3 separate regions of the Homo sapiens genome follow, and all the other regions are linked to region 1. Evidence: read pairs that join two places in POLR2A ChIA-PET (ENCODE). Cell type or tissue: OCI-LY7. All regions are shown on one strand.

What was found. ChIA-PET counts read pairs that join two places held together with the same protein. Peaks named below come from ENCODE experiments on the same cell type or tissue, not always from the same donor. Only the 100,000 strongest peaks of a DNase experiment are listed, where the experiment ranks them.
Region 2: POLR2A ChIA-PET joins it to region 1 with 5 read pairs; 34 of 35 experiments call an interaction of 5 or more read pairs at or near these places.
Region 3: POLR2A ChIA-PET joins it to region 1 with 9 read pairs; 34 of 35 experiments call an interaction of 5 or more read pairs at or near these places.

What each region holds. Positions count from the first base shown.
Region 1 is chr6:27,813,162-27,817,161 of GRCh38, reverse strand. H2AC14 (H2A clustered histone 14) reads left to right here and starts at 2,385. Exons shown (of 1, transcript NM_021066.3): 1 at 2,385-2,860. The coding sequence starts at 2,422. The coding sequence ends at 2,808. It overlaps H2BC14 (H2B clustered histone 14), which reads right to left and starts at 2,140. Exons shown (of 1, transcript NM_003521.3): 1 at 1,673-2,140. The coding sequence starts at 2,118. The coding sequence ends at 1,738. RefSeq lists enhancers at 1,482-1,531, 1,622-1,681, 1,792-1,911, 2,602-2,751. In OCI-LY7, no CTCF peak of the experiment used is centred here; DNase peaks (open chromatin) are centred at 1,401, 2,241, 3,221, 3,941 and 2 weaker places; H3K4me3 peaks cover 3,780 bases; H3K27ac peaks cover 4,000 bases.
Region 2 is chr6:27,150,567-27,154,566 of GRCh38, reverse strand. No RefSeq gene overlaps it. Among named protein-coding and RNA genes, the nearest start is that of MIR3143, 4.9 kb to the right of the region's middle. In OCI-LY7, no CTCF peak of the experiment used is centred here; no DNase peak of the experiment used is centred here; H3K4me3 peaks cover 4 bases; H3K27ac peaks cover 391 bases.
Region 3 is chr6:27,137,242-27,141,241 of GRCh38, reverse strand. It overlaps H4C9 (H4 clustered histone 9), which reads right to left and starts at 1,960. Exons shown (of 1, transcript NM_003495.3): 1 at 1,564-1,960. The coding sequence starts at 1,933. The coding sequence ends at 1,622. It also overlaps a transcript of H2BC12 not described here. RefSeq lists enhancers at 820-1,411, 1,412-2,004, 1,767-2,146. In OCI-LY7, no CTCF peak of the experiment used is centred here; DNase peaks (open chromatin) are centred at 71, 1,221, 2,041, 3,781 and 2 weaker places; H3K4me3 peaks cover 3,604 bases; H3K27ac peaks cover 4,000 bases.

The sequences.
Region 1 (4,000 bases):
ACTGAAGTCTGTCAACACACGGAGACAAACCTTTGCCACAAATCATTGTCTGGTCTGTGGGCCAAACAGACTTTGTCCTAGGCTGTTATGTTATTCAAGCCTATTGAATTCCCCTAAAAATCACTTAATACCCCTGTAAAATCATCCACACTTCCCCAACTCCCTTTTCCCTGAGAAGAAGGGTATGTAATCATCTGTATTCTATTGCATGGGGCGTGGGGGGGAGGGGGAGGGAGTAATCACTGATTCTCCCCCATGCACATTAATAAATTTGTATGCCTTTTCTCCTATTAATCTGCCTTTTGTGAGTTGACTTTTCACCAAACCTTCAGAGGACAAAGGGGAAGTTTTCCTTTGGATTCTACAGTTTCAATAGACAACCAAAAGTTAAAGTTAAAGTTGGGAATTATTTAAATATGCTTCACTCTTTGAATGTATTATTCTTACTTAATCTATTAACATGTATATGTCTTTGCTAACGTTTTGATAATTTATTGAATGGAATCCTAAATTGGAAATTCCTAGCATAAATCACACATATGTTAGAAAGTATTTTTCAGGTTGGGTTTCTTTAAAGAAGTGTGAGGATTCAAAGGCTCTGGAAAAGCAATCTCAGTGCAGATGCCTTTTGAATCCTTCCAGGTATCTGAGTTTTCTCACAATTTTAAAAATTGATTTAAACATAACTAGAATATTTCTGGCAATTTAACTGTAACACATCTACAGAACACTCACTAGGTATTCACAGTGATATTAAGAGCAATTATTTTTTCCAGTTCATTTTCTTTGATTTACCTGATTTTTTTTGAGACAGAGTCTTGCTCTGTTGCCCAGGTTAGTGCAGTGGCGCGATCACGACTCGGTTCACTGCAACCTCTGCCTCCCGGGTTCAAGCGATTCTCCTGCCTCAGCCTCCCGAGAAGCTGGTGTTACAGGCACGTGCCACTGCACCCGTTTAATTTTTTGTATTTTTAGTACAGACGGGGTTTCACCACGTTGGCCAGGCTAGTCTCAAACTCCTGATCTCAAGTGATCCGCCCGCCTCTGACTCCCAGAGTGCTGGGATTACAGGCGTGAGCCACCACGCCTGGACTAACCCTCCACATATTTATTTATGACTTTACCTATAACTTCTGCTTCCCTAAAATGTACAAAACAGTTGCATTCTGACTGCCTCAGAACCACTTTCTCATGGTCTCGGGGGATTGTGTCTTCCCTAAGCCACGGTCACTCATAGTTGCTAATAATCCTCTTTAAAATATTTTGGGCCGGGCGCAGTGGCTCACACCTGTGATCCCAACACTGGGAGGCCGAGGCAAGTGGACCACCTAAGGTCAGGAGTTCGATACCAGTCTGGCCAACGTGGTGAAACCCCGTATCTACTAAAAATACAAAAAGTAGCAGGGCCTGGTGCCACATGCCTGTGGTCCCACCTACTCGAGAGGCTGAGGCAGAAGAATCGCTTGAACCCGGAAGGTGGAGATTGCAGTGAACCGAGATCGTGCCATTGCACTCCAGGGTGGGCAACAAAGTGAGACTACACCTCAAAAACAACAACAAAAAACAAAAAAAAACCCACATATACAAGTACATTTATATGTACGAAGCGAGTCCCAAAGGGTACCTAATGGGAGACAAACTTAACAGTGAACTGGCTCTTTCTTGAGAAACGTGGACGGCTCTGAAAAGAGCCTTTGGGGTGTGGGTCACGGCGGAACTGTTACTGCAGCGAGAGGCTCACTTGGAGCTGGTATACTTGGTGACGGCCTTGGTGCCCTCGGACACGGCGTGCTTGGCCAATTCCCCGGGTAGCAGTAGGCGCACGGCCGTCTGGATCTCCCTCGAAGTGATGGTCGAGCGCTTGTTGTAATGCGCCAGGCGTGACGCTTCTCCGGCGATACGCTCAAAGATGTCGTTGACGAAGGAGTTCATGATTCCCATAGCCTTGGAAGAGATGCCGGTGTCGGGGTGGACCTGCTTCAGCACCTTGTACACATACACAGAGTAGCTCTCCTTGCGGCTGCGTTTGCGCTTCTTTCCATCCTTCTTCTGAGCCTTGTTAATGGCCTTCTTGGAGCCTTTTTTAGGGACTGGAGCAGATTTGACTGGTTCAGGCATGGTGGAAAACAAAATAAAAGACAACCTTAGGGCTGTTTCGTCCTCTTTATTTAAATGTTATTATGCAAATTAGGAGTAGAATAGGTCAGTGCTGATTGGTGATTATCCGTGGATGACGTCAGATGCCAGTTTTGCCCAATCAAAATAGGTATCCTGCATACTCGAGTCCTATTGGTCTAAATAAAAATAAAACGTAAGCCAATCGCACAGCTTCCTTTTCGCGCCCAGTAGAGGCTATAAAATGTACGTTTTTCCAATTTCATTTCAGTCTTTCTTGACCGTAAAGGTAATAGACCTTTTGCCATGTCTGGGCGTGGTAAGCAGGGAGGCAAAGCTCGCGCCAAGGCCAAGACCCGCTCTTCTCGGGCCGGGCTTCAGTTTCCCGTAGGCCGAGTGCATCGCCTGCTCCGCAAAGGCAACTATGCGGAGCGGGTCGGTGCTGGAGCGCCGGTGTACCTGGCGGCGGTGCTGGAGTACCTGACCGCCGAGATCCTGGAGCTGGCTGGCAACGCGGCCCGCGACAACAAGAAGACTCGCATCATCCCGCGTCACCTCCAGCTGGCCATCCGCAACGATGAGGAGCTCAACAAGCTTCTGGGCAAAGTCACCATCGCACAGGGTGGCGTCCTGCCCAACATCCAGGCCGTGCTGCTGCCAAAGAAAACTGAGAGCCACCACAAGACTAAGTAAAGACCGAGTTGAAAAGCGCATAAAAACAAAGGCTCTTTTCAGAGCCACTTCAACAATCATAAAAAGATGACACGAGTCCGTTTTCAGCTGCTTCACCACTACACAGTACACTCATGATGTTTCGGTGTTAATCTTTAACCTGTTTACATTGCCTGAATTTCAAGGTTTTTTTTTTTTTTTTTTTTCTTAATGTAGATACTAACAAGGTACGTTTGCTAACACGTGTTTTCAGGGGTTTTACCTTGGTGGCCAGGCTGGTCTCTGACTCGACCTCAGGTAATCCACCCGCCTAGGCCTCCCAAAGTGCTGGGATTACAGGCGTGAGCCACTGCGCCAGGCCAGTTTGTGGTATCTTGAAGGCATTTTACTGGGACACAACTTTGACAAAAGTCAAAGCCTCTTACTGGGAGTTACATAGTAGGTACTGGTGGGTTTTATTTATGATTCTGGGAAACTCACTGGGCTGTAAGGAATATAGTATAGTATTCGGTTTTTAATATGCTTACTAGAAAAAGTATATGGATTGCTACTAGACAGTGTGTTTCTCTACAGTTTCACAGTCTCTAGATTGAAAACTGAGGGTAGAGTCCTCAGCCCTATTTCCTGGCCTCTAGGAAAGGAGCTGCTCAATGGGTATATTTAAACAAAACCAGACAGTTTTATGTTTACCAATGTATACATTGGTCATGTTTTGTTTTCTATTTTTAATTTTTGCACTTACAAGAGTTTGGAATAAAAAAAAATTGGCCTTAGAAGTTTTCTAATTAAGGGTCTTTCAAACATATACATGTTCGGCAGTGACCCAATAATTACATGTATTTATGTTAGTGTACTGCTGAAATCACATGTTAATAATAGTTAACTTCATTGTATGTGTTCTGATATTTTTCTGTTTAATTCTGTATGTAATTAACCTTTTTGTACCTGGGTGTTATGTTACAAATGTATCCTGTAAACACTTACAATTAGTAAGTGAGTTAAATACTTAGTAACTGCTGGATAAGTAGATGGCCAAGCATAGTAGTCCAAGCTGGTGATGTTCGATGGTAAGGTTGGTTCTGAATACTTATTGATTCCAAGAGCACTAGTGGGTGAATACCTACACTCAGAAAAAAATATCTCTTCTGAGAAAAGCCAAAGGCTATTTTGAGAATAGTGAGGTCAGTTCCTCATGTTATCTTTTTTTTTTTTT
Region 2 (4,000 bases), 660 kb after region 1:
TCTCTCCATATCTAGAATGCACATGTCTGGGACTCAAGAAGTAGAGGTGTGAGTGGCACTTCTCATTATTCCTCAGTGATCCATTCAGACAATTTTGTATCCTATCCCTGTGACCTTGATCGAGCTCTGAGGGAATGGGTGTCTTTGTGCCCAGTGGATAAATATTTCCACTAGAGAGCATTGTCACCTTTCAAATCAATTGAAACCTGAAAACTGCTTCTGGCCATTTTAGTCTTTTCATGCCACTGAACCAATATGCAGGGAAAAGTGTCCCTCTACTTGGAGTGATTGCTTCCAGTTTCTAGGAGGTAGTTTGGTGTCTGCTGTACAGTGGAGGTTAAAGAAAACAAAAAACAAACAAACAAACAAACATTACTAATCCAGAGAAGTCTCTAAATGTTTTTTGCCCACAAGCCATGGTCAATTAAAAATTGTGACAATGAGATAAAGAAAAGATCACAAGGACACAGATCCCACAGGAATAAAGGCATATTTTATACTACCATGTAAAGAATTCAGCCAACATGCTGACAGAAGTCAGGATAACAAGAAATGAATTTTATTTTTATTTATTCATTTATTTTTGAGATAGGGTCTCATTTCATTGCCCAGGCTGGTGCCCAGGCTGGGGTGTAGTGGCATGATCATGGCTCACTGCAGTCTCAACCTCCCGGGCTCAGGTGATTCTCCTACCTCAGCCTCCCCAATAGTTGGGAGTACAGGCATACACCACTATGCCTGGCTAATTTTTTGTATTTTGTGTAGAGTCAGAATCTCGCCATTTTGCCCAGTCTCATGTTAAACTCCTGGGCTCAAGTGAGCTGCTCCCCTTAGCCTCCCAAAGTGCTGGGATTACAGGCATGAGCCACCACACCTGGCCTAAGAAATGAATTTTAGAAGGAAGCTGTGATTACTAACCTAAGCCTTATGATCAGCTACAGAAGCAAGGTTCATAACAGCTTTGTATTATGTTAACTAAGTACTTCTCACTTTTTACCCCAGTACATTCTAGGAAGGTGAAGACTAACATTTTAGTTTTAAAGTAGGATTATGAACAAACTGGCATCACCCCCATGAGCTGGCTGTGATTTCACAAATTCCATGTTGGAATGCAATGCAGACTTTTCACTTGAGAAAAGGATAGTACATGCCAAAGGGCAAAAGGGATGGACTGTGCTAGATATTTACTTTTGCCAGCCTAGATTCACTGTCCTCTTCTTTTTTTTTTTTTTTTTTTTCTCTGAGACAGAGTCTCGCTCTGTCACCCAGGCTGGAGTGCAGTGGTGCAATCTTGGCTCACTACAACCTCTGCCTCCTAGGTTCAAGCGATTCTTCTGCCTCAGCCTCCCAAGTAGCTGGGATTACAGGCGGCCACCACCATGCCCAGCTAATTTTTGTATTTTTAGTAGAGACGGGGTTTCACCATGTTGGCCAGGATGGTCTTGATATCCTGACCTTGTGATATGCCCACCTCGGCCTCCCAAAGTGCTGGGATTACAGGCGTGAGCCACCGTGCCCGGCCCACTGTCCCCTTCTTTCATCCTGTGTCCCTAGGAGGCTGATCTATACATGAATTTGATCCTTGTCCTTTGGCTGCTGGTCAAATTTGGCTGATGAAAAGTGAAAATATGTCAGAGAGAGGAAGGAGTTCTTTCTGTTTCCAGATTTCCTTTCCTCTCATTGCCCCTTTGGGCCTAGGTGTGGTAATTACTTATATATGGTATTAGCTTCAAAATACTGCACTATCTCTTGTGGCTTCCTAACACCTTGCTCACTTCTTTTTCAATCTTCAAGCACCCAATTGGTTGTTGTTGTTGTTGTTGTTGTTTGTTTGTTTTTTGAGACGGAGTCTTGCTCTGTCACCCAGGCTGGAGTGCAGTGGTGCAATCTCAGCTCACTGCAACCTCCGCCTCCTGGGTTCAAGGTCCTGCCTCAGTCTCCTGAGTAGCTGGGATTACAGGTGCCCACCACCACGCCTGGCTAATTTTTTTGTATTTTTAGTAGAGACGGGGTTTCACCATGTTGGCCAGGCTGGCCTCGAACTCTGGACCTCAAGTGATCTGCCCGCCTCGGCCTCCCAAAATGTTGGGGTTACAGGCATGAGTCACTGCATCAGGCCCAAAGTACCCAATTTGAAGGACTAATCTCTCCTGATGGGACACTGGCTGACATATTGACCTCTTTTAGCTTATATGCTGCTGTGTTTACAGATATTAAATGAAAATACAAATAAGATATTTACTTTCAAAATATAGTCATTGACATGGAGTTTAAACCCATAAGAACAGATGATCTTAGCCAAAAGGCTGAAAACACTTGGTCTTAGCCAAAAGGCTGAGAAGCGGTGATGATGTGGAGTTTAAGAACCTGATCTGGGCTGGGCGCGGAAGATCACGCCTCTAATCCCAGCACTTTGGGAGGCTGAGGCCGGCAGATCACGAGGTCAGGAGATTGAGACTGTCCTGGCTAACACAGTGAAACCCCATCTGTAGAAAAAATACAAAAAACCTAGCAGGGAGCGGTGGCACGCGCCTGTAATCCCAGCTACTTGGGAGGCTGAGGTAGGAGAATCACTTGAACCCAGGAGGCGGAGGTTGCAGTGAGCGAAGATCGCGCCACTGCACTCCAGCCTGGACTACCGAGCAAGACTCCGTCTCAAAAAAATAAAAAAAGAACTTGATCTGGTAAACCCAGAAGGCATAACGAGAACTAAGAATAAGAGAATACCTCATTGAGGAGGTGCCATATTATGAAAATTGAAGAATGAATAGGAGTTACCCAAGGAGAGGCTGGTAGGACAAACACTCTGGGCTTGGGAAATCGCAAGTGCAAAGCTACAGGAGTACCAGATAGAATCAGACAGACCAATCCCTGAATACACTTTCTAATTCCAGTCCGTTAATTTTATTAAATCTTACAGCTTCAAGTAAATTAGAAAATGCACTGGTTTCTTCAAAAATGGCAATTTTGCTGTGAATAGAAAAAAGTTAGCAATTCTGCTGTGAATAAAGTTAGCTTTTAATAAGTCAAGCAATATCAACGTACACCAGCAATTTTACCTCCTTTTTTTTTTTTTTTTTTTTTTTTTGGTGTTTTCCTTTGTGTGATTCCAAGGCATATTTGGGATCTCAAGTTGATTTACTGATGGCCAGTTCTGAGTCCAGATACCAGTCAGCCTTGTAAACAATCACTATTCCTCCCAGGTGTTTACTATTACACATAGAATCTAGCTTCCCAGGTAAGTGAAGCCATGTCAATAGTTAGCCTGATATAAAATTATATTATTCCGTCTTTAGTTAAGCACCCTTCATTATCCATAATCACATATATTTCCCATATTTTGTCATTGTTAATTATTTAAATCATGCAGCTCCTCTGGGGTATAAACCTTCACATATTTTTAGATGTGACTTTACTATTTTGATTTTCTCAGAATTATTCCTTACAAGGAATGCATGACAACGACTCCATCTGTAATAGGTATGAAGATGAGGGGGAAGGGCGGAACTGAGGAAAAGCATGTATGTATGCATTTTAAAAATTGTGTGTGTTTTAAAAATATATTTTTTTAAAGTATATATTTTAAGTGTGATTCCCATTTTCAGGAATCTTTAGCTATTCACTTTAAACTATTGTAAACACTGTTTGAATAATTAAGTCTAGTTTTATTCTTTCTCATTTGGTATCTATTAATTCAGATATGATCATGATACTCTTCTGGTAGAACCTTTCAACATCTCCCTTTAACAATTCTTACCCAAGTTTCTATATACCTTAGACTAAAGCACATGAGACCAGATAGTTAAGAGAAGGCAGTTATGTGTGTGTTCCATGTTGAGTAGATAATATTCTGATAGCTTTTTCTCCTACTAATTGAGAATCTGATTGGATAAGTAACACCACACTTTCTTTTCCAAATTAGAGTCCAAACAATACCCACCTCAAAAGGTTGTGAGAAATAAATAAGCACATTCATATTGCATATGTAGCCCATAAGTGG
Region 3 (4,000 bases), 680 kb after region 1:
TTTTGTAATACTTTGAAAATTTTAGGTATTGTTAATCATTGCTTATTTAGAAAGTAAGATCAATCTTTTATCAGGTCTTCCCTTAGCTCGCTCTTGATGCTACTCTTACAGCGATTTCAGAAAAGCCTTACTATCCAATTCAAGCCAAATCAGGACATAAGCCGCCTAAATGTTTTTTGTTTTTTTTTTTTCCCCCAGATTGATGCCTGTAGCTCCTGGGGAAAGTGGAAGTCAGATAACTCCTTTATGAAAAGGCAGCATTCAAAAACTATAAAAAATATAAATCCAACATTATTAAAATTTTGCACATCCAAAGATATCACGAACAGTTAAAAACAAACCCACAAGGTGACAGAATATATTTGTCACATACTGACAAAAAGTTAAAACTCAAATATATAAAGAATATTTACAAATCAAATCTCATAAAATAAAAACTGTAGAGAATCTGAATAGACCATTCCGAGGAAAGCGGGAAAATCTCCAAATAGCCAAAAATCTCATTTAGAAAAACTCCGATTTCACATTAGGAAATGCTGATAAACAATAACTCTCAAGCACTGCTGGTGGAATATGGGAGTATAAATTTAAAATACTACCCTGGAAAGCAAATTGTTCATTTTTATTCATGTTGAATATGCACATTTACCAAATAATTCCACTTCCATGTAACCAGAAAATGCACAGCTGTATACAGTGCTGTTTTGTAATGAGGAAAAAAAATCAACAGAGAAATGAATAAAGTATTTACTGACACATTAGAAAACTAGATTAATGGTAAAAATAACCTAGAACTGCACATTTCAACACGGATATATTTCAAGAGCAAATGTAAAAATTCATGACGATTAAAATAGATTAGGGGTATGTGCATCTAAAGTTAAAACGCGTGGGAACAGTAAACAAATTTAGAATATCAGTTTATCCTAGAATATTAGTTAATTCTAGATAGGAAAAAGGGAGGGCTGTGCTACTGAGAAAGGGACATAAGGATTTTAGATGCACTTGAATAAGTGGTGTGGTCACCAGCGCATTTTGTATACTTGATATATTCCAGTATTTAAAAGGCAAACATATAAAGGAATATTATTACTAAGACTCTTAAGACTGCCCTACTGTTCTACAGTAGTAAAAGCATGGTCTGTCCCCCTCCCCCCCATGCAGAGCTCTGTGCCCGCCAAGTCCTCTTAAACCAGCCACCACGAAGTTTTCCTGGAGGTTCTAGCATTTAGTGGAGCCCATCAAACTCATTATCTCCTGAGACGTATTTGAAGGTCCAGAGGGAAGTTAATTATCTAGCCCGCCCCTATTTGGACCGCAGACCCCTTGGCTTTCTAAACTAATCCGAGCGGTAAACCGGCTGCAGGCAATTTCCAGGCAGCCGCCAGAAGTTACTGGCCAGCAGAGGCTCTTCTGGCCTTGGAAAAATCTCGGCCCAAGGTCACCTGTAGTCATCAGCCCATTTTCGGCGTCGAGTTAATCTTGTAAAATAGGATGACAGAACTCACTGACAATGGCCCTATTAAGAGACTCAGTTTGCAGTCATTTCAACTCTTTTGTTGAAAGCTTAGGGGCCCTAAAAAGGGCCTTTTTAGAGAATGACTGGGCTTCAAAATGCCATTTAGCCGCCGAAGCCATAGAGGGTGCGGCCCTGGCGCTTGAGCGCGTAGACCACGTCCATGGCGGTGACCGTCTTGCGCTTGGCGTGCTCCGTGTAGGTCACGGCGTCCCGGATCACGTTCTCCAGGAACACCTTCAACACTCCGCGGGTCTCCTCATAGATGAGGCCAGAAATGCGCTTCACGCCGCCGCGGCGAGCAAGGCGCCGAATGGCTGGCTTGGTGATACCCTGGATGTTGTCGCGCAGCACCTTGCGGTGGCGCTTGGCACCCCCTTTCCCCAGGCCCTTACCTCCTTTGCCGCGTCCTGACATTATCAAGTGGTCAGAGAACAAAGGTCTGCTGCCTGTGATGGCAGCTTTCTTTTATGGGTAACCTCTGCGGACCAGACTGAAAACCGGAAGAGCTTTGGCGGGAAGTCCCTCTGCATTGGGGGAGGGGACCTAAAAGGGAAACAGGCCTGCTGTGCTCTACTCCCTCTTGTTCTCCTTCAGTCCTTTTTAATCCTCAAGACCTAGGCTGTTTTTCCTTTTTTCATTTAACATGATTCCTGCCTCATAACAAAAATGTTAACATTATAGAAGATACATAAAGCAAAAAGAATGTTATCTCTGCATATATGCATGTTTTCCTTTAACATTATTTGTATGGAACTATGCTATTTTGTGGCATTTTTCTCCTTAATATACAATGGAAATATACTCCATATGCTAAATTCCTAGCAATAGAACAAGATAGACTCATAGAATTTAAAGATCGTTCAGGTATATTGCTAAGTTCTTTTCTACTTATTTTCATTTCTAGTGTTTGGGGTGGAGAATTATCCCCCCAAATATCGAGCTTGGTAATGGTGGGTGTTTTTGAAAATTGAGGGTTCTCAGAAACAAGTCTAAGAATCAAGGTCCCTCTAACTTTGTCCTGTTTCTCTTCCCCAAATACAGGGAGGGACTTTCTCTGGAATTTCCTGATATGACCAAGAAAGCTTCTTATCAAAAGAAGCACAATTGCCTTCGGTTACCTCATTATCTACTGCAGAAAAGAAGACGAGAATGCAACCATACCTAGATGGACTTTTCCACAAGCTAAAGCTGGCCTCTTGATCTCATTCAGATTCCAAAGAGAATCATTTACAAGTTAATTTCTGTCTCCTTGGTCCATTCCTTCTCTCTAATAATCATTTACTGTTCCTCAAAGAATTGTCTACATTACCCATCTCCTCTTTTGCCTCTGAGAAAGAGTATATAAGCTTCTGTACCCCACTGGGGGGTTGGGGTAATATTCTGTGGTCCTCAGCCCTGTACCTTAATAAATTTGTATGCCTTTTCTCTTATTAATCTTGTCAGTTGATTTTCAGTGAACTTTCAGAGGCCAAAAGGGAGGTTTTCTCTTGGCCCCTGCACCAGTAGCAGTTCCTGATATGCCTACAACCTTAACTAATGCTGGGTAGAACCATTTAAAGTAATCTAACTTTACTAATAAGGACTTGATTTCTTGTATATAGAAATAACTTTTCAAAAAGTTAATCAGTTGGTTAGTCAGCACAATACATTAACTATTTCCCCCACTGATTTGAGGAACTTATTATCATATACTGAATATATGAGCCACCGCACCCGGCCCATTTGGTGATTTTCTTGCTACTCTTTATTTTAATGAGTACCTTACAGCAGTGCTTGAAGTATTTTCAAAGTATTCCACTTAAATGTCATAAAGTAAATGAAGATAAACTTTTCATTAAAATACTTTAGAAATTTTTGCATTTATGTTGCAATAAAAGAAAACTTGCCATACACCTTTGGAAAACAAAAAAAAATTGATATGACTGGCTGTAACTTGCTGTAGCTGAATTCAGTATATGTTGTAAAGAGGGTAAGGTAGCATAGGTTAATTGAATACGTTAATCTAAGGGTAAATACAAATTAAAAATGAGAGGCTTAATTATCTGTTGAAAACAAAAGACTTCCCTTTCCTTTCCCATCACTTTCAAAATGTCTTTCTCTGTCCTTTTAAAATGTATGTAAATCCTTTTAATGGCTAAATAGGCCTTATAACTCAGAATATTTTCTCAATGCCTGGAGAGCCATCCCTTTGAAATGTTAATCATTAAAAAAGATAGTGGTCTGTCTCCCAGTTTCCAGCGAGAAAATGGGCTGAACTTTAGCTGTCACCTGACTTCGAATTGCAAAACCTATCCAATGTAGCCATACATAATAAGCAAGATTTCTTTCTGCTTTTGCAACCTCTTCATAAGGTTTCCTGTGATAAGCAACTCTCCCTGGTTTAATGCTTATTCAATAATAAAATTATTTCCTTTGTCTTCTTTGGGAGAAGATTTTAAAATTGTATTTCCCCAACATTAGTTAACAAGTATATTTCTCTAC